Linked DNA regions of Homo sapiens: all the other regions are linked to region 3. Evidence: chromatin loops called from intact Hi-C (ENCODE). Cell type or tissue: mammary epithelial cell. All regions are shown on one strand. Region 1 has its middle 170 kb from the start of SMIM30. Region 2 has its middle 220 kb from the start of PPP1R3A. Region 3 has its middle 20 kb from the start of HRAT17. Region 4 has its middle 41 kb from the start of SMIM30. Region 5 has its middle 300 kb from the start of SMIM30. Region 6 overlaps LOC107986837. Region 7 has its middle 67 kb from the start of LINC03076.

The links. Peaks named below come from ENCODE experiments on the same cell type or tissue, not always from the same donor. Only the 100,000 strongest peaks of a DNase experiment are listed, where the experiment ranks them.
Region 1: a loop joins it to region 3, with 24 times the contacts of the local background. A loop is called at or near these places in 23 of 110 quality-filtered maps.
Region 2: a loop joins it to region 3, with 12 times the contacts of the local background. A loop is called at or near these places in 23 of 110 quality-filtered maps.
Region 4: a loop joins it to region 3, with 6 times the contacts of the local background. A loop is called at or near these places in 9 of 110 quality-filtered maps.
Region 5: a loop joins it to region 3, with 10 times the contacts of the local background. A loop is called at or near these places in 51 of 110 quality-filtered maps.
Region 6: a loop joins it to region 3, with 3 times the contacts of the local background. A loop is called at or near these places in 6 of 110 quality-filtered maps.
Region 7: it touches region 3 in a loop (17-fold over the local background); 8 of 110 quality-filtered maps call a loop at or near these places.

Annotation. Positions count from the first base shown.
Region 1 is chr7:113,287,491-113,291,490 of GRCh38, forward strand. No RefSeq gene overlaps it. Among named protein-coding and RNA genes, the nearest start is that of SMIM30, 170 kb to the left of the region's middle. In mammary epithelial cell, a CTCF peak has its summit at 1,858; a DNase peak (open chromatin) is centred at 1,871.
Region 2 is chr7:113,696,889-113,700,888 of GRCh38, forward strand. No RefSeq gene overlaps it. Among named protein-coding and RNA genes, the nearest start is that of PPP1R3A, 220 kb to the right of the region's middle. In mammary epithelial cell, a CTCF peak has its summit at 1,908 (motif pointing left); no DNase peak of the experiment used is centred here.
Region 3 is chr7:113,013,489-113,017,488 of GRCh38, forward strand. No RefSeq gene overlaps it. Among named protein-coding and RNA genes, the nearest start is that of HRAT17, 20 kb to the left of the region's middle. In mammary epithelial cell, a CTCF peak has its summit at 1,728 (motif pointing right); a DNase peak (open chromatin) is centred at 453; H3K27ac peaks cover 787 bases.
Region 4 is chr7:113,157,981-113,161,980 of GRCh38, forward strand. No RefSeq gene overlaps it. Among named protein-coding and RNA genes, the nearest start is that of SMIM30, 41 kb to the left of the region's middle. In mammary epithelial cell, a CTCF peak has its summit at 1,962 (motif pointing right); no DNase peak of the experiment used is centred here.
Region 5 is chr7:113,419,695-113,423,694 of GRCh38, forward strand. No RefSeq gene overlaps it. Among named protein-coding and RNA genes, the nearest start is that of SMIM30, 300 kb to the left of the region's middle. RefSeq lists an enhancer at 1,923-2,445. In mammary epithelial cell, a CTCF peak has its summit at 2,224 (motif pointing left); a DNase peak (open chromatin) is centred at 2,227.
Region 6 is chr7:113,112,342-113,116,341 of GRCh38, forward strand. The region is part of intron 2 of LOC107986837; the gene reads left to right. Among named protein-coding and RNA genes, the nearest start is that of SMIM30, 4.2 kb to the right of the region's middle. In mammary epithelial cell, a CTCF peak has its summit at 1,791 (motif pointing left); no DNase peak of the experiment used is centred here.
Region 7 is chr7:112,548,789-112,552,788 of GRCh38, forward strand. No RefSeq gene overlaps it. Among named protein-coding and RNA genes, the nearest start is that of LINC03076, 67 kb to the right of the region's middle. In mammary epithelial cell, a CTCF peak has its summit at 1,852 (motif pointing right); a DNase peak (open chromatin) is centred at 1,873.

The DNA.
Region 1 (4,000 bases), 270 kb after region 3:
TTATAAGGACATATGTCATTATGACATATCTTAATCTTGATTATATCCACAAACATTATTTCCAAATAAGGTCACATTCTCAGGTACTGGAGGTTCAATGTATCTTTTTAGCAGGTATAAATAATTCACCTCACAACACCTTCAACTCACAACACCTTGTAAGCAAGAAGAAACTGAAGTAATATATTTGAAATGTTGAAAAAATACCACCAACCTTGAGTTATATATGCAGTGAAATTATCCTTCAAAAGTGAAGGAAATAGTTTCTCAGGCAAACAAAATTGAGAGAATTTTTTTGCTAGCTGTCCTGCCTTGCATATAATGTTTAAAGAACGTTTTCAGGGACAAATAAAATGATATAGGTCAGAAAGTCAAATCTATGTAAAGAAAGGAAAAACACTGGACAAGGAATAAGTTAAAATAAATTTAAATATTTTCTTTTCCTTTATTTTAACTAATCTAATAGATATGTCACAGCCAAGAGGAGTCTAAGAGAACACAATGAGTAAATGTAAGGTGGTATACTGGATAGGATCCTAGAAAGGAAAAGGACATTGGGTTAAAACCAAAACACTGAATAAAGTATGGAATAAATCAATATTGGTTTATTAATTATAAAATGTATGCCATACTAACGTAGGATATTAATAATAGGGAAAACTGGATATAGGAACCATAATACAAATAAAAAATACAAAAATACAAAGATACAAAAATGATACAACTCCTTGTATTATTTCAACAATTTTTCTGAAAATCTGAAACAGTTCTTAAATGAAAAGTTTATTTAAACAATATTATAAACGAAAAATGCCAAAAAAAGTGATTAAACAATGCAAAACAAAATACCTTGATCTAACAGGAAATTTAAGATTTGACAGGTAGGTAAAAGACTAAATGGAAACAGAACTCCCAAGATTCATTATGATTGCTGTATTAGAGGAATGGTGCCTTATTTTCTGGCAAATTCTTTTCATGTTAGAATGACATATGGAGAATCTGCCTCTCTGGACCTCTTGTGTATCTTGCTCAATGGTCCAAAACTGTAAGACCTTCTGATACGGTTTGGCTCTTTCTCTTCTCTCAAGTCTCATCTTGAATTGTAATCCCCATGTGTCGAGGGAGGGACCTGTAATCCCCACATGTTGAGGGAGGTAAGTGTTTGGAATATGGAGGCAGTTTCCCCCATGCTGTTCTCATGAGAGTGAGTGAACTCTCACTGGACCTGATGGTTTTATAAGTGGTAGTTTTTCCTGTGCTTACACATGCTCTTTCTCTTGCCTGCCACCATGTAAGATGTACCTGCTTTGCCTTCTGTCATGATTGTAAGTTTCCTGAGGCTTCCCCAGCCGTGTGGTACTGTGAGTCAATTAAACCTCTTTCCTTTATAAATCACCCAGTCTCTGGGAAATTCTTTATACTAGTGTGAAAATGGTCTAATATACTTTGGCTGTTCTTTCCTTAAGCCACTTCTTAGAATTGTTAATGCTCAAGGCAATTTTGAAATGTGAGGTAAAACATACACCAGGTATCCCTTTGGACAAAGAACAGTCTTGCTTTTTGCTCAGGGATGTCAAATCTTTTGGCTTCCCTGGGCCCCATTGGAAGAAGAACTGTTTTGGGCCACACATAAAATGCACTAATGCTAACTATAGCTGATGAGCTAAAAAAAAATCGCAGAAAAACCTTATAATGTTTTAAGAAAGTTTACAAAATTGTGTTGGGCCACATTCAAAGCTGTCCTGGGCTGCATGTGGCCCACGGGCTGCAGGTTGGGCAAGCTTGCTCTAAAATCAATGGATTCTCTAAGCTCAAGCTTCCCTTATGCAGCATACTCCTGTGTGTGCAGCTCCACCTAGCTCTCCTTGTTGCTCTGTGCAATTTTGGGTTCAGTGAAACCAATACAACTATGATGACAATACTTCTATTGTTTGTGCTGCCTTAAACTTCTTCTCTGTGACCAGGAGTCTTGCATTCTTCTATTACCTTCCATAGGACTATGGAAGGCTAACTTATTAGCTTGTATAGTATTTTGGTGGGAGTCCTCCTCGTTCTAGCCCTCCTTAACATCATCAAACTTATTTAAGTAGCATAAAATCCCAAGAGAGTTTATTTCCAGTAATTTCTTCTTTGAAGCGCATTGTATTTAGTTCTTTTTGCTTACTTTTTTCCATCTTTTTGGTTCACTGTATCCCATTATTTCATTCACTAATTTTCTTTTCAGCTGTTTTTATTGTGTTTGTTTGAACTGGTTAAATATTTAACATCAACAATTATATTTTTCTGGAAATTCCATTTATTCTTCTTTCAAATCTGCCAGACATCTTTTAAAAAGCCTCCTGCTCTTTATGTTTTGAACTTCATCCATTACATTTTAAAATACTTTTAAACATATTTAACATTTTGTCTCTAACAATTTTAATATCTGAATTCTTTGAGATTTGATAGTATGTTTTCTCTGCTGCCACTTCCTTATGGTGCCAAATTTCCTCATGTGTCTTGTAATTTTGGAATGTAAGTACCTATTTAAGTATGTCTGATGCAATTATCTAACTTGAGATAATTCCTCTAAAATGTATTTACATTTGCTTCAGTAAGGTTCCCTGGGGCACCTAAAGTCTGTGACCCTTGAAATTAATTACCACGGTCTGGTGCAGTGACTCATGCCTGCAATCCCAGCACTTTGGGAGGCTGAGGTGGGCAGATCACCTGAGGTCAGGAGTTGGAGACCAGAATGGCCAACATGACAAAACCCTGTCTCTACTAAAAATACAAAAATTAGCCAGGTGTGGTGGCACATGCCTGTAATCCCAGCTCCTTGGGAGGCTGAGGCAGGAGAATTGCTTGAACCCAGGAAACTGAGGTTTCAGTGAGCCGAGATCATGCCATTGCACTCCAGCCTGGGTGACAGAGCAAGACTCCATCTCAAAAAAAAAAAAAAAAAAAGAAAAGAAATTAATTACCACTAACATATCTATTGCTAAAATACTCAAGGGAGGCCTCTTCCACACCCACCCTGGGCCCAAAATTCACAAGGAGACCAAATAGATTTCCTGCTCTTTACTTTTGCCAGTAGGTAGATATTTTTCCAGTTTATCATTTCATTTTGAGATTGTAGCTTTGAGAGTTTCCACCTTACCCTGGCTCAAATCATTGCCTCTGTTCACTTACAGGCTATTGTACTATCATCTGCTCTCTTTCTTCTATTGTACATATGGGACTTTCCTCTTATCCATATTTTATAGTCCAGACTTGGAAGTTTTACATTCCATTCTTATTCTTTTGGTGGTGGTGTTATCCTTAAATTTTAATATGCATACTTAACAATATCGAAAACTGATCAATCTATTCCCATTTAGGATAACAAAAACACATTAGAATATTATAACTTTAAATATTCTTCTATCTTCCATGCATTCTTATTTAGCATTTAATTGCTATCATTTTTATTAAATTTTTGTTGAAAAAATAATAGAAAAAATTAAACATCTTCAGTTTCCAGAGCACTTAAATTTTACAAAGATTTTTATAAAGAGAACACAGGTGTGTAATCACTACTCAGATCAAAAATATAATATTGATGGCAGCGGCGCCCTGTCTGAAGTGACTGCTACCATGATACCGGCTGCAGTAGGGGAGGTGCAGCCAGGGCTGCACTCCACAGAGCCGGTGGGATCCCCACCTGCCCCCTTCCAATTTGGAGGGGCAGAAGCTCCACCCTTACAGGCAAATCTGCAGCTGCCCAGCCACGGCTGTGGACCAGGCATCACTGTGCTCTCAGGGGCCCAGGAAGTCCCTTGCCCCTGCAGGCTTGAAAGTGTCTGGTCCCGCTGCCTGGCCTCTCCCTGCTCCCAGGGTCCACTCTTATTTCAGAGCAAACCTGTGGGCGAGCTTGGGCGCTGTCACACCCCAGCTGGGTGTGTGTGTGCTCAGGGCGATGCTGACATACCAGCCCCTTGCCACATCAGCATCCTCTCGACTTTGGGTGCTGACCAGCATT
Region 2 (4,000 bases), 680 kb after region 3:
CTGTTTCATAGGTAGCAAATGTATACATGAGTTTGGAGAAATGCATCTACAAGACAGACCTCAAGATTGGTCTGTGGTTGCTCTGCAGAGGATGGGACCAACACCTGTCCAAAATTTGGTTTGGATGTGGAAACTGATTATACCATGCATGATACATACACCAAGATGGTGTGAATAAATTTATTATGTACATAATGGAGCTTTCTGGGGAGAGCAGGGCAGGCTCAAAAGAAGATATGAAAATGACTCAAGAGAGCATGGAGGGTGCTAGCTCTGTTTTTATTGTAGTTACGGTGTAAAGATAGGAAGAGGATTCCTCTGTGTGGGTTGAACTTGCCATATCCAAGTTTCCTTACTGGTTTTCCCAGATGTTGGGCAAAAGCGGAAGAGACTGGGGGGGCTTAAAAATGGTCACAATCAAGTATCAAAAACAGTCTGACTCTTTTGTAAATTAGCTATTTGATTTGATATTTAAAAAATACAATGAATAGAATAAACTAAGACATTTGGGAATTTTGCTTTTATATATATTTTCATGACTGTGTGTGTGTGTTTAAACAATACCCATAACTAACATTTATGGAGACACTCCTCTGTCTGCAGGACACTATTTCTTTACGTATTATCCATGTGATACTACATTTGTAATGATCACATGAGTTTACTATTTTTAACCTTATTTTTCACATAAGGAAATTAAGGTCCCAAGACGTTAAGACACTTGCTCAATGTCATATAGCTAAAAGTGGTGGAGCTAGGGTTAAAGTCCATTCATGTGGCTCCAGAGAGATACTCCTAACCACTATGTGTATACCTAGTGGCTCTAAGCTTTAGGTACATACAAATCTATCCTCATCAAAGTTCATGTGACTGGACTAACCAAAATTTGTTAGAGCATAGTCTTAGAGATCACATCTTAAGAATAATTAAGAAATCACACCATAATATTACTCACTCCAAAACTAAGAGATTATATAATGCAGTCATTAAAAGTTTGGCATTAGAAAGACCCAGGTTTCTAATACAAAAAAAATTAGCCAGGCGTGGTGGCACGTACCTGTAATCCCAGCTACTAGGGAGGCTGAGGCAGGAGAATCACTTGAACCTGTGAGGCGGAGGTTGCAGTGAGCCAAGATCAGGCCACTGCACTCCAGCCTGGGCAACAGAGTGAGACTCCATCAAAAAAAAAAAAAAAAAAAGAAGGAAAGAAAGAAAGAAAGAAAGAAAGAAAGAAAGAAAGAAAAAGAAGAAAGACCCAGGTTTCCACCTGGCAAGTACTTTAGTATTTTCGCCTGGCATTAAAGATTCATTAATGTCCTTACCTTGACTGCCCAATTTGAGGTTTAACATCTCTTGGCATTAGTTAAGTGGTTTCCCAACAGTAGCGCCAAAGTTTTAGGAATTTTGCAAAAACTACCCTTAAGAGTGTAAAAATTACATTTGCTATTATAACTCGCTGTAAGTAGATTTTACTTGCAGTTTTGAAACGACTTTTGAAGAGCCATACGCAGGAAAAAATAACTTTATAAAAGCGAGTTGTACCTTTCTATCCTGTAGGAGAAAATAGAGGATTACTTCTTTTTTAAGTAGCTCATACAACCCGAAGCAAAGGCTTACAGAGTCACAGAACCATTTTTGTCGACTACAGTCTTAAATAAAATCTACTGACGCTATGTCCAACCAACAGGATCAATTTAGTCATTTTTTAAATCTCCATTTTAAAAATTGACTTGATATATGGTTAAAATAATTACACGATCAGCAGTATTTTCTATCTTGCAGCCTGGAATTTTGTCATTATAGCAGATCCTAGGAATTGTGCTATTTTGTCTTACCACTGGAATAAAATAAGTTAACGTTGATTTTGTGTTCTATGTCCTCTGAGTTTGTACTGCACTGCCCTCTGGAGGATAGAACTCATCATAGCGCATGCATTGTAATTTTAGGAAAAATCTTACACTCCTCCACAAAAACTGTGCTTCAAGAATGTTTAATATTTTAATTGGCATTATTGAGCAATGTTGTTGGTTTATGTGAAGTATTTTAACTTTAAATAATTATGCATTTTAAGTGTCTAAATTTTTCCCTATCTTACAATAATAATTTGAACTCTGAATCTATCAGATTTACTTTCCTAATACTGTTTTTCCTTTTTATTTTGAATATAAATGGGATTTCCTATTTAAAGAATAGGTATTTTTTAAATTCACTTGCTATTAGTTTTCATACACCGTCAAGGTTAGTTCTTTAAAAATGTACATATGTACGGTGTTTTACTCTGTTTTCACACTGCTATAAAGACATACCTGAGACTGGGTAACTTATAAATAAAAAGATTTAATTGACTCACAATTCTGCATGGCTGGGGAGGCCTTGAGAATCTTACAGTCATGGCATAAGATGAAGGGGAAGCAAGGCACATCTTATCACAGGGAAGCAGGAGAGCGAGACAGAAAGAGAGAGAGATGAAGGGAAATTGCCACTTTTAAGTCATCATATCTCATGAAACCTCCCTCACTATCACGAAAACAGCATGGGGGAAACCGCCCCCAGGATCCAATCACCTCCCACTAGGTCCCTCCATCCACATGTGGGGATTACAATTCGAGACGAGATTTGGGTGGGGACAGAGCCAAACCACATCAAATGGTTAGGTTATAAAAATGAGCTATTAAACTATTTTTAGGGAAAACAAATCTATTGAACTTGACTGTTAATATCAGTGAAACCAAGAAAGAAAGATGGAGAAAAATATCTTTTAAGCAGATCTCAATTACTTTAAAATACATCTTGTAATTTGAAAGTGATTGTTTTTTAAAAGTCACTGTCACAGAAACAAACTCAGGGTGAACTTCATGAGATACAATTTGTGAAAAATGACAGTAACAGAATTGACATTGGTCTGTATGAACTTGGTGTAACCACAGAAGTTATTTAATGGTTGTGTGTGTGTGTGTGCATGCGTGCTTTAGGCAGGCACTCCAAGATTTCTTTGGCTATGACCTTTGGGCTGAGAAGTAGATTAATTTAACCAAAAGAACATAGGAATCTTTAGGATTTCTTCTATTTTCCTTCTTATTCTTATCTAGATTTTTTTCACTAAACAAAAGCATATACATGCTGACCTCAGACTGCTAACTAAAGTCTCATACAGGCAAATTTTCATGTAAAACTTTTAAGTTGCCAGTCCAAATCAGGATGAGTGACCAAAAAAGATGAAGCAAAAATGTTAAGTGTTGCTTACTCTTATAGCTGTTTTCAGCTCTTATAACTTTAAGCCTATTCTACATTGTCCGGTGTCAAGATCTAAAAGTGAACAAATCACTTTCTTTTTCTTTTCTTCTTCTTTTTTTTTTTTTCCTGGGCTCAAGCACTCAAGCAATCCTCCCACTTCAGCCTTCCCAGTAGCTGGAACTACAGTTGCATGCTACCACGCCCGGCTAATTTTTGTAGAAACAGGGTTTCACCATGTTGCTCAGGCTGCTCTTGAACTGCTGGCCTCAAGCAATCCACCAGCCTCGGCCTCCCAAAGTGCTGGGATTACAGGCGTGAGCCACTGAGCCCAGCCCAGATCACTTTCAATTTGCTTTTCAGCTATAATATAGGCACAGTCCAAATAGCCAAGTAATATAAACAAATCAAAACATGAGAATCACTTTCCAAATGATATTGCATGCAGGAGGTAAGATTTAAGAGAAATCAGGGAGTGAGGCAAGAAAATAAAAGAGGGAAGTTCACTTTTTTATAATTGTACTTTTATTACTGGGTTAGTCAGATATTAAAAATACATGTTAATTTCTAAACTGACAACCTAAAATCTACAGAATTGTGTTAAAGTATTGCTTTTTAATATTTATTAAATGAATAAATGGATTCGTTCATTTAATAACTATTAGTTTATTGAATGTCAGATTTGTGCAAATTATGGTGCTGTTTACTTTGATTATCTAAAATAGAAAACACTCTGCTTTGATATGTATGACTTAAAATCTCTATTCAT
Region 3 (4,000 bases):
ATAAATCTTGTAGGCTTTCCTCTCTCTTCTTTCATTCTTTTTGCCTCAATCTGGGCAATTTCAAATGCCAAGTCTTCAAGTTCACTGATTCTTTCTTTTGTCTGACCGAGCCTGCTGTTGAAACTCTCCATGGAATGTGTCAGTTTAGTCACTGTGTTCTTCAGCTTCAGAATTTCTGTTTTGTTCTTTTTATGGCTTCTATCTCTGATGAACTTATTTCATGTATTGTTCATGTATTGTTTTCCTGATTTCATTTAGCTTTGAACTGTTTTCTTGCAGCCTTCTGAGCTTCTTTACAATTATTTTGAGTTTTGAGTTTTTTGTTAGGCAGTTCACAGATCTACATTTCTTTAGGGCCAGCTACTGATGCTTTAATTTATTCCCTTGGTGGCATCATGTTTCCCTGATTACTCATGATCCTTTTGGCCATATGTTGGTGACTGCATATTTGAACAAGTAGAGACCTATTTCAATCTTTGTAGACTGGCTTTGGCAGGTAAAGCCCTTCACTAGTCATCTTATCCAGAGGTTCTGGGAAAGACTGTCTGGCAGAGTCTATGGGTTGGGTCCATGGGCAGCAGGTTTATGCTGCTAGGGTTTTGGGCAGGCTAATCTGATACAGATCAGCTGATCCAGGTGGATGGACCTGGAGCTTGGGTCCACAGGAGCTGGCCTGGTGCCTGGGTCTGTGGGGTCAGGCCTGGAGCTTGTCTACTGGGGTGTGCTTGGAGCCTTTTACTAGGGCAGGTCTGGCTCCTGGGTCCATAGCAGCTAACCTGGTTCTGGGGTCCACTGGGGTAGTCATGTCCCCTGGGCCCATGGGGTGGGCCTGAAGCTTGTGTCCACAGGAGCTGTCTGAAGCCTGGATCCCTGAAGATATGGAGGCTGACATGGCACAGGGGTGGTTCTTGAACCCTGAGTCCATGGGGGCTGGCCTGGTGGTGGGGTGAGCTTGGAAGGTCTCAATTTCCTAACTCTTTTTTCTAATTCCCTTTGCTTCAATTTGTTAATTAAAGTAATAACTATAATAATAGTGAGTGTTTTACTAAATGTTAGACACAGTGATGGGCCTTTAAAAACATTGTCTTGTTTAATCATTATAATAAGTTCATAAAGTAGGCATTATCCAATTTTATGGATATGAAAATCATATCTCACAAAAGTTAGATAATCTGACTTAGGTTACCCATTCACCAGGTGGCAGAGGTAAAATTCAAATTTATCTCTGATTGACTTTTATTTGTCTGAAACTCTGAGGATATTTTTTGATGCAGACACTTAGGTTTTCTTAGACTAAGTTTATATGTGACTATGAATTAACTATAGTTAGAGGGTTTGAGATTTGATTTTGGGAAGTCATTAACTATAGTTAGAGGGTTTGAGATTTGATTTTGAGAAGTCATTAACTATAGTTAGAGGGTTTGAGGTTTGATTTTGGGAAGTCATTTTCTTTAATTAATTGTTTTAGTATTGGTTTCATTGTTAAAAGGATGCATAAACTATTTGACACAATTTTCCAGGATGATTTTTGACAGAAATTTAGTCTACCTCCATACTGACTGAATTGGGCATTTTTGACAGCTTCCAATGGTCACATCAGATATTGAGAGCATTAATATAGAGAAGACAACAGGAAGGAAAGAATCACTGGCTTTATATGAAAGGAAATGTACACATGCATATTCCTTGAAAAAGATTAACATTCCATGCTACATTTGCCACCAGAGGGAGTCATATGAATACCATAACATATTGTCAAAGGAAAAGAATAATTATTAACTATTTTCTTCCAGTTTCATTGATATTTTAAGTAGCATTCAGAATCTGGTAGAACTGGTGCGACTATGGGAAAGAACTTAAACATCTCCTTTAATTAATTAATTGATTACATTGATCGTAGTGTTGGGTGAAAAACAGAAGAAACATGTTGCTTAAATTAGTAACACAGGGTGAAAGAAACAACCTAATATACACATTCCAGATTTTGGCAAATGAGCTTAATGTTATGATGAAACTAAAAAATCAAGCTGTGATTTCATTTGTTTTAAAAATAACAATCTACTATTATCAAAACATTGCTTTAAAAATCCTGGAATCAACAAGTTCATTCATGTTTCATTAAGCATATTTTATTTTACTGTTATATTGCCTGTATCAGGATGACTGAAATTGTTATTGTCAGTAAATAAAATAAAATAACAAAGGCTATTTTATGCACCTGTGCTCTCTGAAACCCAGGCCAAGATTTTCTCAATTGGCATACTAGGGGAAAATGTGAATTATTTAGTAGCTGGTAGGTTTGTACTCCAGTTTGCTTTATACCTAGTTTTAGAACTGATTAGTTAATAGCATTTACAGAAAACTTCTATATACATAGCACTAAATTGTCCATTAAAATCGAGATTCAGTAACAGTTAGAAAATGAGTTCTGAAGTGATATTTATGCTTTTATATAGTGGTTTTCAAAATGTGATCACTGGATCAGACCCACCATGATTACCTGGGAACTTATTCAAAATACGAATTCGTGAGTCTCAGTCCAGACCTACTAATTCAGAAAGATCAGAGGTGGAGCCCAGCAGTCTGTGTTTTGACAAGTGATTCTAATTCACACTTTAAGTTTGAGAACCACTGATAATCTCTTGAAAGTAAGTCCAGCAACTTAAGAGAGTTGGAACATGTACTTTCTATATTTTATTACAGCAGTTATTTTCTTATGGGTAAATTTTTTAAAATGTATTATTTAATTTAAAAATTTAAATGAATGATCATGGAAAAGAATGCTTAAAAAGAATAACTTTTTGTAATATCGAATAGACATACAATAATTGAATTTATAAATAATAAACACATGTGTTTGAGAGGCAAGAGTAAACAATATTTACTTATTGTTAAATGAGAGAATTTGTTTTTTCCCCCTCTCGACAAGTATTGCTGCATCCAGAGATAACAATTTACTGATTTTTACATTTACAATTTTGAGATTATATAATTGTTTAAGAACTTTAAAAGAAGATGCTTTAAAAAAGCAAACTTTACAAGGTTAAAGTGAGATTTGCCTAGGAAACTAGAAACAAGGTTAGTATTATGAGATGACTTGATACTTTATGTGCTTTTGTATTGTCTGAATTTTTACAAGATGTATTCATTACAGTGGAAAGTATACTTCTATTAAATAAAGTGTTTTAAAATTATATTTTAAAGTCTAGTTGCAAGCAAGTAACTTGAATGTGACATAAAATAAACCTGCTTTTTTTTAACTTTGGCTGGCCCAATAAGTACTGAATTGCTGATATGATTATTTTGTAACATGTAGGTTATTTCAGATACAGCTAGTCAAGTACAGTGCAATCAAATTATGAGTAGATGGCCCAGTCGATTTTTTGATTGACCTACATGCATGCCATTGATTTCACTGATTATTTAGAATGACCGTAGACATTGATGGATAATTTTGTTACAGTATATTAGGTATAAGATACAAAATAGTAAGCACCCACAGAAAATATAACTGTAAACATTTAGTTGAAGCCCTTCCAATTAGATTGCCACATCAAACTAAAAACACCAATTATTTGCGTTTCCTTAGATACAAAGAATAATGTCAAGATATTCCTTCCCCTGTTTGCAAAAAAAAGTAAGGTTACATACACATTTGTTGAGGATGGGATTGAGAGGTGACAGCGTGCTGGCAGTCCTCACAGCCCTCGCTCGTTCTCGGCGCCTCCTCTGCCTGGGCTCCCACTTTGGCGGCACTTGAGGAGCCCTTCAGCCCACCGCTGCACTGTGGGAGCCCCTTTCTGAGCTGGCCAAGGCCGGAGCCGGCTCCCTCAGCTTGCAGGGACGTGTGGAGGGAGAGGCGCCAGCGGGAACCAGGGCTGCACGCGCGGCGTTTGCGGGCCAGCTGGAGTTCCGGGTGGGCGTGGGCTTGGCGGGCTCCGCACTCGGAGCAGCCGGCAGGCCCTATCGGCCCCGGGCAATGAGGGGCTTAGCACCCGGG
Region 4 (4,000 bases), 140 kb after region 3:
CATCTATTTTACTAGTAATGAGGTGAACCTTTTTTCTTTTGTGAGTTGTTGGTTTATATCTTTCCTTCACATTTCTTTTTACCTTTTCTTATAGTAATCCAAAAGCATCTTACACATTTATATTTATCAGTTAAGCATGCAAGTCTTTTTTCGTAATACGTCAGTTGAAGAATAATTTCACTTGTTACGGTTTTCTGAGTCCATTGTCTCATGAGTATGTTACTAAGTAGTAAAATAACAAAACTGAGCAGCAGGGCTAAGAAGGAGGAGAAATACACAATATAGATAACCCATATGTTGCACAACAAATTTTAAATAGACACAAGTTGATTGTGTCTATTTAACACCAATTAGCTGGTCAGCTTAACTAATTTAGTAAAATATGAGATAATAATCACAAGGTATAATTTTTTACTTAACTGGAATGAGAACTCTTTAGGTTAGGGGCAGTCCCTTCTCCTTTTTGTATTATTAGTGACTAGCAAAGTAGTTGTGAAATTTGTTGAATAAAAAGAAAACCAGGCAAATCAATGGACTTTTGTTAAAAAAATAGCAACTCGTTCTTTTAATTATTTTTGAACATCAGTGGCTGATATCATACTCATGCAACAAATATGGTATTTTAGGCCTATAGTAATTCTTAGGTAGATGCATTTTTGCTGTTTTTGCCAGTTTTAATGAAGATATTTGTGACATAACTTTGTAAATTATCTAAGTATAACTGACTACTTTTTTACCAGCATCTCACATTAATATTTAGAATTGTCATTTAAAAATCATTATATTTTAAGTGCAAACATTCACATGGAATTTGAGGTAACTTCTTACCAAATGGACAGAGCTCTCTTATTGACCTATTTTCTTCCTCTTGAGAAATCCTTGAGAAATGATCATTCAATTGCCTAAGGAATGTCGTGAAGGCATTACCACACTAGAGAAAGCCCCATTTTCCTTAAAAAGTGGGCAGTTTTGTTATTCCAGGGTTCACTTTCAGTTCCTTTCACCTCATGACTCACGACATGTCCTCAAGTCCTCAAAGGATGTTAGTGACTATCCTTGAACCTCAAATTTATAGACTGGCTTCTCTTTTTAATTTTTTTAGAAAGGGCACTAGAAAAAGCCTATAGTAAGCTAGTTTAATTGTTGAAAATTTGGAAAAATTGTTGGATTCACATTAACCGCTTCAAAAGTAAAGTCAGCTAGACACAACTATGCTATTATCCCCGTGATATTGAGCTTAGCTCATAAATGCCTGAAAGTGAATTAATTTATTCTGTTCCTTTGAAAACATCTACTGAGCATCTACTATATGCCAGGTGGTGGGCTAGATCCTAGAGATTAAAGATAATTAAGGCTTAACCCTGCTATCCAGGGTCTCCCAGTCTAAAGTAATCATTGCTTTACATTTTTCATTAATGGCAAACAACATTTTCAAGCCAATTGCAAGAATAAACACAGATTCAGCTTAGGACATCGCCAGTTTTTGCACGTTCACTGCAACAGGACAGTGCTGTATGGAAAGAACAAAAATCTGAAATTAGATTGAATTTTAGAAATCTGAAATTAGATTGGAGCAGGTGCTGGGAAGAAATCCAGCATAGGAGGCTGAATTGATATCTAGAATCTCTGTCAATACGTAGGCAAACAGTCCTCTCTGGAGGCTTCAAAACAGTAATTAGTGAGAATATGCAATAAGAGAGAATTCAGCATCAATAATCTCAGATGTCAAGGCAGGCAGGCAGTTGGTATCTAAGGAGTTTGCCAGTAAATCTTCAAGTATGCAAGGCATGGCTTCAGAGCTGGATTTTGGGGGAAACTTAAATGCGGGTATGGTGGAAAGGGGAAAGAATGGAAAGTGTGTAGCAGGTTTCTAGTTCTAAGAATATTATTAAAGTAGCTATTTAGTCATAGAACAAGGCAGAAATCTGGTTAAGCAAACTGGAGCATACAGACCTCTAGGGGGAGCCCAAGGCTCTTTTCTATTCTTGCACCCTCCACATCCCCCTGCACTCCCCACTCCCATACCCAGGTACAGGTTTCACCGTAAGAAGGAATGTTGTCAGGGATAGATACAATTCGAAGGCCCTCTTTCCATCATAGTGCAAGAAGGTAGAACTTTCAAAAAAAATTTTTTTTTTAAAAGAACACAGATGGGCATGAATTACCTTGTTTCTTCCTTCCAGAATGATAAGACGTGGGCTCCTTTAAAGTAGCTATAGCCATTTTTTCTCTCTTCAGAGGCTTTTATCCTTCCATGGTCCTGGACCTAACCCTATTCTAGTTCCCCTCTTCCACCGCTGCCCCAATCAGCCATGGGAGGCACAGGGGGAATGTCTCTGCCCTGCTCCTTTTCATCTCCATTTGAGGTGTGTGGCCTCTGAGCACCTTAGGAGCTTCATCTCATAAGATGCTTTACTCTCTTTTCCTAAAGGACATAGCCTGGAGAGAATTCTGGCCAATGATGATATTCAGGTGTTTCTGAGTCCTTAATTCTATGTCATCATATTTCCACTCTTTAAAAGCATCCCTGCAATTTCTAACAGAACACAAGATGAGAATTGGGCCTTGGAAACAAGCAGAAGCTCAGTTACTAAGGCTGGTAAAAAAAGGCCAGGATCAGAGAGTGGCTTGATGCTTTATATACATTATCACTAATCATCACAATTCTGTAAGAGGATTTTGTGTGTGTGTGTGTGTGTGTGTGTGTGACAGGGTCTCACTCTGTTGCCCAGTTTAGAGTGCAGTGGTGTAATCAAGGCTTATTGCAGCCATGACCTCCCAGGGTCCAGTAATCCTCCCACCTCAGCCTCCTGAGCAGATGAGACCAAAGGTATGTTCCAACATGCCCAGTTAATTTTTTAAATCTTTGTAGAGATGGGGGTCTTACTGTGTTGCCCAGGCTGGTCTTGAACTCCTGAGCTCCAGCACCTTGGCCTGTCTTGGCGTCCCAAAGTGTTACGATTACAGGCATGAGCCACTGTGCCTGGCCAAGAGGAATGTTTTTACCTTACTTTACAGATGACAAAAGTAGGTTCACCTTACGGAACCTACGAAAGGTGCATGAAATTATGAATGGTAAAACAAGAATTTAGGCTTTAGTTTGATAATAAAGCCCATCCTCATTCTACCATTCCAGTGGACCTACTTTTGTCAAGATCACCAACAGCTTCTATGTTGCCAAATCTAATGGACCTGACTCTATCCGCATTTTGTTGGACTTGTCAGAAGCATTGAACAATTTATCACTTCCTTAAAATACTCTCTGCTATTAGCTTTTCTGACATCACACTCTTCCGCTTTTTCTCCTGTTTGCAGAGCTTTCCTTCTATCTTTGCAGTTTCTTCTTTTTTATCTGACTTCTAAATAAAAAATGCTTCAGGGCTAGGTTTTCTTTTCTAAACACTCTCCATAGGTGATCTCATCTAGTTAGATGGTTTAAATAGTATCTGATTACTTAGTATCTCTTCAGCCTAATATTTTCCCTAGCTTATGCTACTCCAGCCACCCTAGCTACCTCGCTGATATTTAAACATGCTAAGCATGCCTCTGCCACAGGGCCTTTGAATTTACTGTTCTTTCTGTTTGTGACACTTTCACTCATCAGATATGTGCACAGCTTGCATGTTCACTTCTTTCATCTTTGTGCTCAAATATCACCTCCTCAGAGGGACCATCCCTGGCTACGCTGTATTACACAGCACTCACTCCAACTCCAGGCACTCCTACTTTCCTTACACTGTGTTTGTTTTCATCAAAACCTTTATTACCATCCGATGCATTGTGAGCACATAGCAGGTGCTCGATAAATATATTTTGGATTAAAAAGTTTATTAATTAAGAACTCACAAATATCTATTTACAACTGAGGCTGCTCTCCTGGGCCACAAGTCCTAGAAGCCATGGGGTGTAGAAGTTAAGATGATGGGCTCAAGGGCCTGACTGAGTGGACTTGGTTCCCAGCTCTACCATTTACTACTTGTTTGGTCCAGTTACTTACTCT
Region 5 (4,000 bases), 410 kb after region 3:
TTGATAATATGGAGATGATGGGTGGCCTTAACCAGAGTAGACTGAAAGCAGTAGTGTGAGTGGATTCAAAAGAGAATGGGAGGGAGATGAAAATGTGGAAAATGAACAAAGACAATTATTTTGAGTGGTTGTGTAATTAGAAGCAATAAAGTGGAATTGTGGAGAGAGTTTTAATCTTTCTTTTTTAAAGAAAGGAGTTATTACAGTAGTTATTTTGTGAGGATGGGAATGATAGAATAGAGAAGGAAAAATTAATGATACAAATGAGAGAAGAGATAATTGCAGGGGCAAAGTCTTTGAATATACTGAGGGTGTAAGGGATGCAGGGCAAAAGTCGAACTATCTTAAATCTATGACAAAGGGGTATAGTTGTATAGCAAAGTTAAAATAAGGTAAAAATAGAAAAAATGTAGATAACATATATTAATATATCTAAAAAAAGTTTACCCCTTTTTAATAAGTACATTAATGAGGAAAAAACACATTTCAGTTAAATGATGGATAACTGGATAAATTATGATACATTCACAGTAATATTTGATAGTTTGAAGAATGGGTGCAAATATGTAATAACGAATTTAAAATTTTTAATTTCTTTACTTTTTCTTTATTTCACAGTGGGTATTCACAGGTGGGATTATAGCATATTACATCCCTTAACTCCTGAGCTCAAGCCATCTTCCTGCCTCAGCCTCTTGTGTAGCTGGGACTGCAGGCACACCCCACCACACTAGGCTAAAAAATTTGTTAATGTTTATTAATCATCCTAAGTTGAAAATATCTAGACTTCTGGGACACCATTAGGAATAATGTACTAAAGCCTGGAATACGTAACAGTGGCTTTGAGGATGTTGACCTCTTACCGTTAGTTTTGTCTATTCCTGAAAAATAATTCAAAGGCGATTCTTTAAAATTAAATGGGGTTGGCTAATATTGATTATTAATGGGAGAAAGAGGAGGGAAAGGTGGGTAGAATGGGTTTCTTTGTAGTCTGACTTATTAGAGGGGAAACTCTTGGAACCAGTGAATGATTTGCATGCACAGTTTCTCGTGATCTAGGCAAAGAAGGAAAGGACAGCTAGCATGTCAATTCTATGACGCTGCAATTTGGAAAAAGAAAGGATGATATGCTAAGATTTAACTAATATATTGTAAATTCAGATCTTTCAGCCAAATGTTTTCTCAGTAATAAAAGTGTCAATTAGGTATGTTTTTTTTTTTACACAGATTGAATTTTTGACCACTTTATTTTATTTGCTCTCTTTATTCCAGTGTAAAATTCCAGAAATGAGGGTATATTCCAGGTGGGTGAACTGCACAGTACTTATTGTATAGTTCTCCTTGTTTAATAAAAAGTAAACTTTTTAAAAGGTACTGAAAGTTTTTTGTATATCAAGAAAATTAGCCGGGCATGGTGGCTTACGCATGTAATCCTAGCACTTTGGGAGGCCCAGTTGGACGGATCACTTGAGGTCAGGATTTCAAGACCAGCCTGGTCAACATGGTGAAACCCCATCTCTTTTAAAAATACAAATTTTAGCCAGGCATGGTGGCACATGCCTGTGATCCCAGCTACTCGGGAGGCTGAAGCAGGAGAATCATTGAACCTGGGAAGCGGAGGCTGCAGTGAGCTGAGATCATGCCACTGCACTCCAGCCTGGGCGCGACAGAGTAAGACTCTGTCAAATAAAGAAAAAGAAAAAGAAAATTAGCCCCTTGTTTTGCCAATATTTGCTCTCACTTTCTAAGTTTGTCTTTTGACAATTTATAATTTTTTTGCTTTGCAGAGTTTCTAAGGTATCATTTTCTCAGGCTATATTCAGGTATATAAAAAATTAAAAATAACATTTTCCTTCATTTCTGAGTACTTCAATTTTGTTCATATTCTTGGCATTCCTCCAGCCCTTCCTCTGTTTCACGTGATAACAGGTGAACTGCATTCACTCCAGTGTAATTCCATCCATTTCAAGTTTAAACAAGGTCAACTCAGGATTTCCTCTACTCCTCTACCTCTATTTCTCCCTGGGGATACTGTAAATTCTGGGTGTTCTCTGAGGGTCATGGTGTTGGGGGAATATGATTGGTCCCTCAGCTGGGTTCTGCTCCTGTTTGCATCTGCTGAGCTGGCCATTACACCCACCGATGATTGGCCTCACTAAAATGGCTGTGTTCCCCAACCCCGTGGCAGCCACCTGCTGGTTTCCTATTGTTACAACCATCTGCTGCCATCTGCTGGTGTATGCTCTTGTTACAACCAATGAGATCTCTTCAGGTCCCATAGGTCTCTCTCAGAACTTACAGCTGTGTACTTTTCAGGGTAATTTCATCTTCTCCTCCGTTGCTCTCTGGAGCTACAGGAAATTGGTGGGATTGCCTCAGCTCTCCTACTTCATCTTCACTGGTCCCATGATGCTGTGATGCCAGTCGCAACTCCTGTGAAGGACCTTCCCTCCTGGTGTTCCAGACAAGGATGGGGTACAAGTCTCCTGTCACTCTTAGATCCCCAAACCTCCTTCTCCTACCTTTGAGAAAATTTTTATTTCCTTTTAGATAGACTAAAACTGGCTCAGAGTTATCTCCCATAATTTTTTGGTATTTAAATTGGGCCACAGAAAGGCCAAGAACCTGACATAATTATCTTTGACTAACATGAGGTGTCTCTTCACTTTGTATCAATGAAGACTAGGTTCAGTTCTCATGCTTAAGTTAATACTGTAGAGAAGTCAAAGGGAACATAGGAAATAATCTGCCTGCTCATAATTGATATCATTATCATTCTGTACCCATGTTTACATAGTGGGATTTATCTGGCCTCCTGCTGCTGCTTCTGGTTTATGCCACAGTTATTTATTCTGAGGCCTTTTTTACCTAAAGATTTTGCAGAATTTCAACATATTTTCTTCTAGTACTTTTATAGACTCAATATTTTAAACATTTAAATCTTTGACTAGCATGGTATTTATGTTGCAGTGAGATGGGAATGCAGCTTATTAATTTCTCAAAATGACACAGCTACATAGCAGTTTGGATTTCTTGGAGGAAGATTAAGCCTGAAGAACTACTCAGAGATGCCGAAAATATTCATTAATTTTATGACTGGACCTATGAACCTGTCTTTAGAGACAGAGAATTTGCTCTCGACTTTGACTGCCTATCAGAACACCTGGGAGCTTTAAAAAAAATATTGATAACTGGTTCTCAACTCCTCCTGTAATTGCTCTGGGGCATGTCATGATTACAAAAATCTTCCTGGATGATTCCAGTACACAATCAAGGTTGAAAACTTGCCCATGCACAGTCAAGATTGTTTTTAGGGCAAAAGAGAGCGTGAGTGAGACCCATGTGATACCTATTTTCCCATGGAGTAATGTGGAGTGTGCATCCCAACACCCACAGGTCTTGTTGAAACCCAGCTTGCTGGACCCCTCTCTCAGGGTTACTGATTCCCTAGGTCTGATGTCATGCCTAAGAAATTTATTTATTTGATCCTTTTATTTGGACAGAAATTATCAGCAGTCACATTTATACTGGTACCTATCATTTCCCCATTGGAATTTTAAAAGATTGTAAATGAAAACAATTCTATATGCAGAACTTATTTATGTATACTCATTCTTGTTTAAGAGATGATTTAAGGGGAAATAAAATAAAATATAAAAAGGAAAGGTGAGAAAATTTGAACATATGTAAAATAATACTTGAAAAGATAAAATCAAAAGGATAATATACATATATACATAAGCTGATGTTGGACCATACATTTGGCTAAGTTTTCTAGCAGTGAACATTAAGCAGAGAAAGAAAATCACTGTAAGATTTATAATGTGCCCTTGATAAAACTAAGCCAGTAGCTTCAGATAAAAATGCTTACTTTGTCCTGGCATTAGAGGAAAATCTTCTCTGTGTTCTTATAAATATGATTCTATACAACATTGGGAATAAAATCTTCCCTTATCTTTATCATTACAATGATCCTAGAAATTCTACTGATTAAAGTTGA
Region 6 (4,000 bases), 99 kb after region 3:
CCTCTCCTTAAATGACCTGGGCAGTTGCTGCTAACCTTCTGTTATGCTACCTAGGAAGGAACCCATGGTTAACGTATTAAGAATCATTAAAAAATAATCAATTATTTTCTTTCCTTTTTTTCCCCTTCGAAAGCATGAGGTACAAACCAGAAGATTTAAAAAAATTTTAGGGTAGTCGAATTTTCTTTTCTTCACAGGTGTCTTTGAGCTTTATCAGTTTGTAAGCTAGAATTGTGTGTGTTGGGAAGGACTATAATAAGAAAAAACAAAGACTGAGTATCATCTTCAAGGGCCTGTTAGGACTTGGGAAAATGTCAAAATTAAAATTAAAGTTTGATATAGGATTTGTTCATATAACTTTTAAGATATCCTCTTTAAAAATTCAAAATTGATGCTTGTAAAGTTTCTTCCCCCTTCTCTTTAGGAAATATCTCTAAATACTCCTAAAAATAATAACATACAGCAAGCCAACCCTTCCACATACACTACCTTAGATATTTCTCATCTACCTAGGAGGTGGAGTGGAGAAATACTATTATTACATCCAATTAACAGACAGGAGATAGCAATTTAAGAGAAAATAAGTGACTTGCCCATTATGACATTTTAATTCTTGGAGAGACGTCTGTTAAATTCCACAGCTTGGACCCTTAGCCTCTATTATAGTACCACTGAAGAGACTGTTATGAGAGTCGCTGGCTGGGAGATGGGTCATATGCAGAAAATTCTCCTCCATTCATTATGTGCTGCAGGCTATATAGCTGCATTACCATTCCTATATCCAAGGTTGGAAATGGCATTTGATAAGCTGGTACAGAGCTAGAAAGCCCAGCAGGACACAGGTGCATGTGAGGTGTAGCTTCTGAGATTTCCTGGACCTGGCTAGTTGGCACAATTGGTATCACATCAGTTTTTCAAGAAGCTCCCACTTGCAGTCTCAATGCTGAGACAAAATATGAATACAGCCCATTTTCTCAAACTTCATCTACGTCCCTGCATTTCTTGATGGTTAGTCTCACTCCCTAGTTGAGACTGTTGGGTTAAGGTAGGAATAAACAATATGCTGGATGGGTGAAGAGGGGAAGGTGGATGTGGGAGATGACGGGACAAAAGTCTGTGAGTAAAATACCTTGAAGTAATCACTTTCCTGGTGTTTTATCTCTCCATCTCTGGAGTAGCTCAGAAAATTCCCTCTTTAAATATGCACCAAGACTTATACTTCTAGAAAGATGGAGTAGACATCTTTTTTCCTTTTCCTCCCACTAAATATAGCTAAAAACCCTGGACATTATGTATAAAACAAACATAGGATTCTGAAAGGCAGAAAGAAGGCACAACAGCTGGGTACCTCAAGAGCAAAGGAACAACAAAGTGGTGAGTTAGCTGGTTTTTTTTTTTTTTCTTCCTGTTTCAGATTGAGAACTGGAGAAGTTGGTAGCACAGAAAGGCCAACGGGCTTAGACCGAAAAAAAAAAAGGGTGGGGGGGTGGGAAACCAAACAAGACTATTCTCTCTAGTATTTAAAGGTATAGGAAAGGTGTAGCTTAGTGAAACAGAAAACTTTTAGAATTGTAGCCCCACTTCCACCATCAGCAAAGGTTGAGTGGAGTGCCAAGACCTCCACTTTCACCAGGCTGTAGATGTTCCAGGCTCCCCACTGAGGTATCACAGAAGGCTGGGTGGGGAGCTGGCACTTTCATCCTCACCAGTTGATAGTAAGAACCTCCCTCTTCTACGCTGGTACCCATGAAGACCATGTGGGTAGCCTGGACTCCACTCCCACCTGGTGGTAACAAGGCAACCTATCACCAGTGTCAGTGGAGGGTATAGGAGGAGCAGTCATGAGGCTTCCACCTGCATCTGGCAGGAAGGAGGAGGCATCCTCCCTTTCTACGAAGGAGTGGTGTCAGAGGAATGTTAAAATACAAAATTTAAATAAGAGCCACAGCCTTTTAAATATAATACCCAGAATGTCCAAATGTCAATAGAAAAATCATCATCATACTAAGAACTGGGAAGATCTCAACTTGAATGAGAAGACAATCAACAGATGCTAAACACCGAGGTGACAGAGATGTTAGGATTATTAAGGATTTAAGCAGCCATGAAAAGGTGCTTCAGTGACAATCACAAACATGCTTGAGACAAATGAAAAAACAGGTCTCCACAAAGAAACACAAGACACAAAGAACAAAATGGAAAGTTTTGAACAAAAAATACAACAGCAGAAACGGTGAACTTAAGCATACAATACTAGAAATTACCCAATCTGAATAAGAGAAAAAAAGGACTGAAAAAATAAATAGAGCCTTAGGTATGCATCAGACTATAACAAAAATATCTAATATTGGGTCCCTGGAGTCCTAGAAGAAAAGGAGAATGAAAGTGGAGCGAAATTTTTGTAAAAAGAAAGAATGGCTGAAAATTTCCTGAATTTGGGAAAAAAGAATAAAACTGTAAGTCTCAGATACCGAGTGAACCCCAAACAGGATAAACCCAAAGATATATCCATGCCGAGATATATCACAAACTTCTAAAAATTAATGACAAAGAAGAGTTATGAAAGCAGTTAAGAGAGAAATGATGCAGGAAATGTACTGATTTTTAGCATTAGAGAACTAAGCTGGTTACATTAAAACTACAGAGAACAGAAATATAAGTATTTGCAAGGACCTTAAATTCTTCACTTGATCTCAACTATTTTTAACTCAACTCAGTGAGCTAACATGCACAAGGCATTTACTAGATATCTACAAATTGTGCTGGGCATCAGAATATTTGCTAATGCCATTCTTGCTGTAACTGCTCCACAGCAGGTGTTATCCCTCATAGAAAATCAAGGAATTTTAGAATTGGAAAGATCCTGGATGGGCTTCAGCTCTGAAACTAATCTAAAAATGTCAGCATGCATGGGAATTTTCCTAAAGAAAAAGATGATAGCTTTCATCAGATTCTCAAAGGAACTGGTGGCCTAAAAATGTTAAGAGCCACCATAAGGGTTCTGTTCTTTTCAGGCAAAGCCATATAATCCAACCTAAATAGATGAGAAATGAGGCTATTTTTAGAGGAGGTGTTCCCCCATCATATCCATCAAAATTCCTGCATGCCACCTCAAGACAATTCTCTACTTTTAAGGGGAAAATAGGGAAATGGCAGTTTTCTAATTCTTTCTAGGCACTTTTGGAAATACACGTTGACCAAAGAATGTTTGCCTATAGTCTTATTTTGAACATTTTAAAAACAGTACCTGGAGGTGACTAAGTGACTACTGCACTGTGATTTAAAATGTACTTTAGGTTTGATTTCTCCCATCCCAATGGAAAAGTTGACATGCAAGGAAGCCGCAGCAGCCTTTCTACATCAGCACCCAATGGGCTGGAGTATAAGAGATGACAATTGTTCTATAACTTGCATCATTCCTTTTTCCTTCTTTAAAACACACAAAAAAATGCAGGTACAATCAAGCTATATTAATTATGAAATGTTTAACTGCCAATTAATTTGAATAAAGACTGTTAGTGCTTCCTCTAGCAAAAAATCGAAACAGCTGTGACAAAAACAAGTGCATTCAGTTTCCATGTCTTTATTCTGTGATGCTTCTTCACTCCTTGTACACTTTAACCAAAACTTTCATGCAAGCCAAGTCAGCTCACTCTAGAATTACACCATAAACAGGACTTTAGGTTGCTAGTGCCTGTTTTTGGATAAAAAATGAGGCTCCCAATGTCATCTGGAGAGCTACAGATTGGAAAATGCATTTTAGGAAAAAATTTCACTACTTACCTCCAGTGTGACCCTAAAGTTTGATTTCCTTAGACTACTTTATGCTGGCTACAACTTGAGAATCAAATGAATCACTGAGGACCCTTGTTAGACATGGAGTTCCAGGCCCCATCTCACAGCTATACAACCAGGAGAAAGACCAGGGAATCAAAAAGTCTTATCAAGTGCCTGGAATGATTCTTGGGCTCAAGCAAGTTGGCAGTCTTCTTAAATTTGT
Region 7 (4,000 bases), 460 kb before region 3:
ACATGTATCAACTAGTCAAATATTTTAAAAATAAAATTGAATAATTAAGTTAAATAAGGATATTGTTTTTGTCAGAATATTCAAGTCTAATTTGTACTTCAAATACTTAGTATTAACTAATTTCTTTCCAACTTCATTTCTGCTGTAACAACAAAACCTGAACATGGCAGTGAATATGAGACCCCCTTGCTCTTGCTGCTTTCTGAACGAAGAAATTGGGGAAAATAGTTGCATGGTAGGAGGAATTACTGGAAATGAGAAATAAAACACATTGGATAATATTGTGAAATATGTACTTGTACTCTCCTCACTACTTCACTTTCCATGAGGATTTTTACGTGCTTTATAATATAATATTTTGAGAGAATGACCACATCTTTGGGTTTTCTGATTGGTAAATCTGTTCTAATCTGTGTAATTCACAAATATAAGAAGCTTGATAGAAAACGAGCTTGCTTTGTCTATTTTGTTCTTCCTATTTCAGGCTTTAGCTGACTAAAATGAAGATATCATAATGCAAGCACCAGATGTGACTAGAAAGTTGATAGAATTTAGAGCCAAGAAGAGCTCTAATCTTTGCTTTAGACTTGATTATTATCAACATATTTAAGGAGTTTGCTTTTGGAGGAGTGAAGTGATCCCACAAATTCCAAGCAGATAATTATAAAAACTTGTTAAATAATTAAAAAACTATTTAAAGATATTAGAAAGTATTGAAAAGCAGCTGAAAGACAGACAAAAGTTTAATCTCTGAACCAGAAGGGGTAAGAATTGTGAGTTTGTCTAATCCCCAGAATAACAACTGAGGAAAACTACAAAACATTGCTTAGATACATTTTATAAAATTACAATAAATGGAAAGATATACTGAATTTATGAATTGGAAGATGCAATAGAATTAAAATGTCAGTTAACCTCATTTATAGATTTAATAAAATCTCGCATATCCCAGGAGGCATTTTCCTTAATGGAAATTAACAAGCTGATTCTAAAATTTATATTGAAGTGCACACTACCCAGAAGAGCCAAAATAATTTTGAAAAAGAATAAAGTTAGACTCACAGTAACTGATTTCAAGATTTACTATAAAGTTGCTATAATCCAAATAGTTTCATTGGTGTAAGGATAGACATATAAACCAGAGAGTTCAGAAATAGACCGGTATGTAAACGGTCAAGTGATTGTTGACAAATGTGTTTCAGCAAATGCTGAAGCTATTAGATATCCATATGTAAAAATATCATTACCTCACGCCATGTAATTTTTTTTTTTTTTTTTTTTTTTTTAGAGATAGGGTCTCACTCTGTCACCCAGGCTGGAGTGCAGTAGCACAATCAAGCTCACTGCAGCCTTGAACTCTTGGGCTCAAGTGATCCTCCCGCTTCAACCTCCTGAGTAACTAGGACCACAGGGGTATGCCACCATGCCTGGCTAACTTTTGTATTTTTTGTAGAGATGGGGTCTCCCTATGTTGCCCAGGCTGGCCCTGAACTCCTGGCCACAAGTGATCCTCTCACCTTGCTTCCCAAAATGCTGGGATGACAGGCATGAACCACCATACCTGGCCACCATATAAAAATGTTAACACAAGTTGAATGATAGGTCTAAATGTAAGAGCTAAACTACGAAACTTCTAAAAGAAAATCTAAGAGAAACTATTTAGTCAAAGATTTCTAAGGTAAGACAAAAAGGACAAAGAAAATGGATAAACTGAAATTCATCAAAATTAAGCACACCTATTGGACCAGTCATCGATTGAAATCTACCCTTCTAGTCCCTGCTTTGTAATAGTGAGGTTGCATCCTATAAATATTTATTTGCCAGCTAGTGGAATGCTAGGCTTTGTCAGTAGAGGGCACTAGAGTAACACTGCAAGATGATAGCAACAGGAACTTTTGGGAGTGAAGAAAATGCTATGTGCTGTTAAAATGAGATAGTTAACAATTCAGCACCCTAATTCCCCAAGCCACATTTCAAGTGTTCTATAGCCAATGTAGTTCACGGCTACCACATTGGACAAGCCAGATACAGAATATTTCCATCATTACCAAAAGTTCTATTAACCTCTGCTCTATATCTATTGTGTTGATGGGGTACATGGCTGTATACATTTGTCAAAACCTATCAAATTGTTTGCTTAGAATGAGAGAATTTTGTATGTAAATTAAACTTCAATAAGAATTTAGCAAAGTGCTATTATTCTTTGATTAAACAGTCTCATCTAGGGTTTTAGTAATTTTCATCACTGAAACTGCACAATTGGTCTCCCTCTGATGCTGAGCGGAAGCTGGACTGTACTGCTGCCATCTCGGCTCACTGCAGCCTCCCTGCCTGATTCTCCTCACTCCTGCCCAGTGCCTGCGATTGCAGGCACGCGCCGCCAGGCCTGACTGGTTTTCGTATATTTTTGGTGGAGACGGGGTTTCGCTGTGTTGGCCGGGTCGGTCTCCAGCTCCTAACCGCTAGTGATCCGCCAGCCTCGGCCTCCCGAGGTGCCGGGATTGCAGACGGAGTCTCGTTCACTCAGTGCTCAATGGTGCCCAGGCTGGAATGCAGTGGCGTGATCTCGGCTCGCTACAACCTCCACCTCCCAGCCGCCTGCCTTGGCCTCCCAAAATGCCGAGATTGCAGCTTCTGCCCGGCCGCCACCCCGTCTGGGAAGTGAGGAGCATCTCTGCCTGGCCGCCCATTGTCTGGGATGTGAGGAGCCCCTCTGCCTGGCTGCCCAGTCTGGAAAGTGAGGAGCGTCTCTGCCCGGCCGCCATCCCATCTAGGAAGTGAGGAGCGCCTCTTCCCGGCCGCCATCACATCTAGGAAGTGAGGAGCGTCTCTGCCCGGCCGCCCATCGTCTGAGATGTGGGGACTGCCTCTGCCCCTCCGCCCCGTCTGGGATGTGAGGAGCGCCTCTGCCCGGCCTCGACCCCGTCTGGGAGGTGAGGAGCGTCTCTGCCCGGCCACCCTGTCTGAGAAGTGAGGAGACCCTCTGCCTGGCAACCGCCCCGTCTGAGAAGTGAGGAGCCCCTCCGCCCGGCAGCCACCCCGTCTGGGAAGTGAGGAGCCCCTCCGCCCGGCAGCCACCCTGTCCGGGAGGGAGGTGGGGGGGTCAGCCCCCCGCCCGGCCAGCCGCCCCGTCCGGGAGGGAGGTGGGGGGGTCAGCCCCCCGCCCGGCCAGCCGCCCCGTCCGGGAGGGAGGTGGGGGGGTCAGCCCCCTGCCCGGCCAGCCGCCCCGTCCGGGAGGTGAGGGGCGCCTCTGCCCGGCCGCCCCTACTGGGAAGTGAGGAGCCCCTCTGCCAGGCCACCACCCCGTCTGGGAGGTGTGCCCAACAGCTCATTGAGAACGGGCCATGATGACAATGGCGGTTTTGTGGAATAGAAACGGGGGAAAGGTGGGGAAAAGATTGAGAAATCGGATGGTTGCCGTGTCTGTGTAGAAAGAAGTAGACATGGGAGACTTTTCATTTTGTTCTGTACTAAGAAAAATTCTTCTGCCTTGGGATCCTGTTGATCTGTGACCTTACCCCCAACCCTGTGCTCTCTGAAACATGTGCTGTGTCCACTCAGGGTTAAATGGATTAAGGGCGGTGCAAGATGTGCTTTGTTAAACAGATGCTTGAAGGCAGCATGCTCGTTAAGAGTCATCACCACTCCCTAATCTCAAGTACCCAGGGACACAAACACTGCGGAAGGCCGCAGGGTCCTCTGCCTAGGAAAACCAGAGACCTTTGTTCACTTGTTTATCTGCTGACCTTCCCTCCACTATTGTCCTATGACCCTGCCAAATCCCCCTCTGCGAGAAACACCCAAGAATGATCAATAAAAAATAAATAAATAAATAAATAAATAAATAAGAAATTCTTGAGATTAAATAAATCTAAAGAGGACAAAAAAAAAAAAAGTTTGAGACCAGCCTGGACAACATGGTAAAACCTCATCTCTACTAAAATAGAAAAAATTAGCTGGGCATGGTGGTTCATGCCTGTAGTCCCAGCTACTCAGGAGG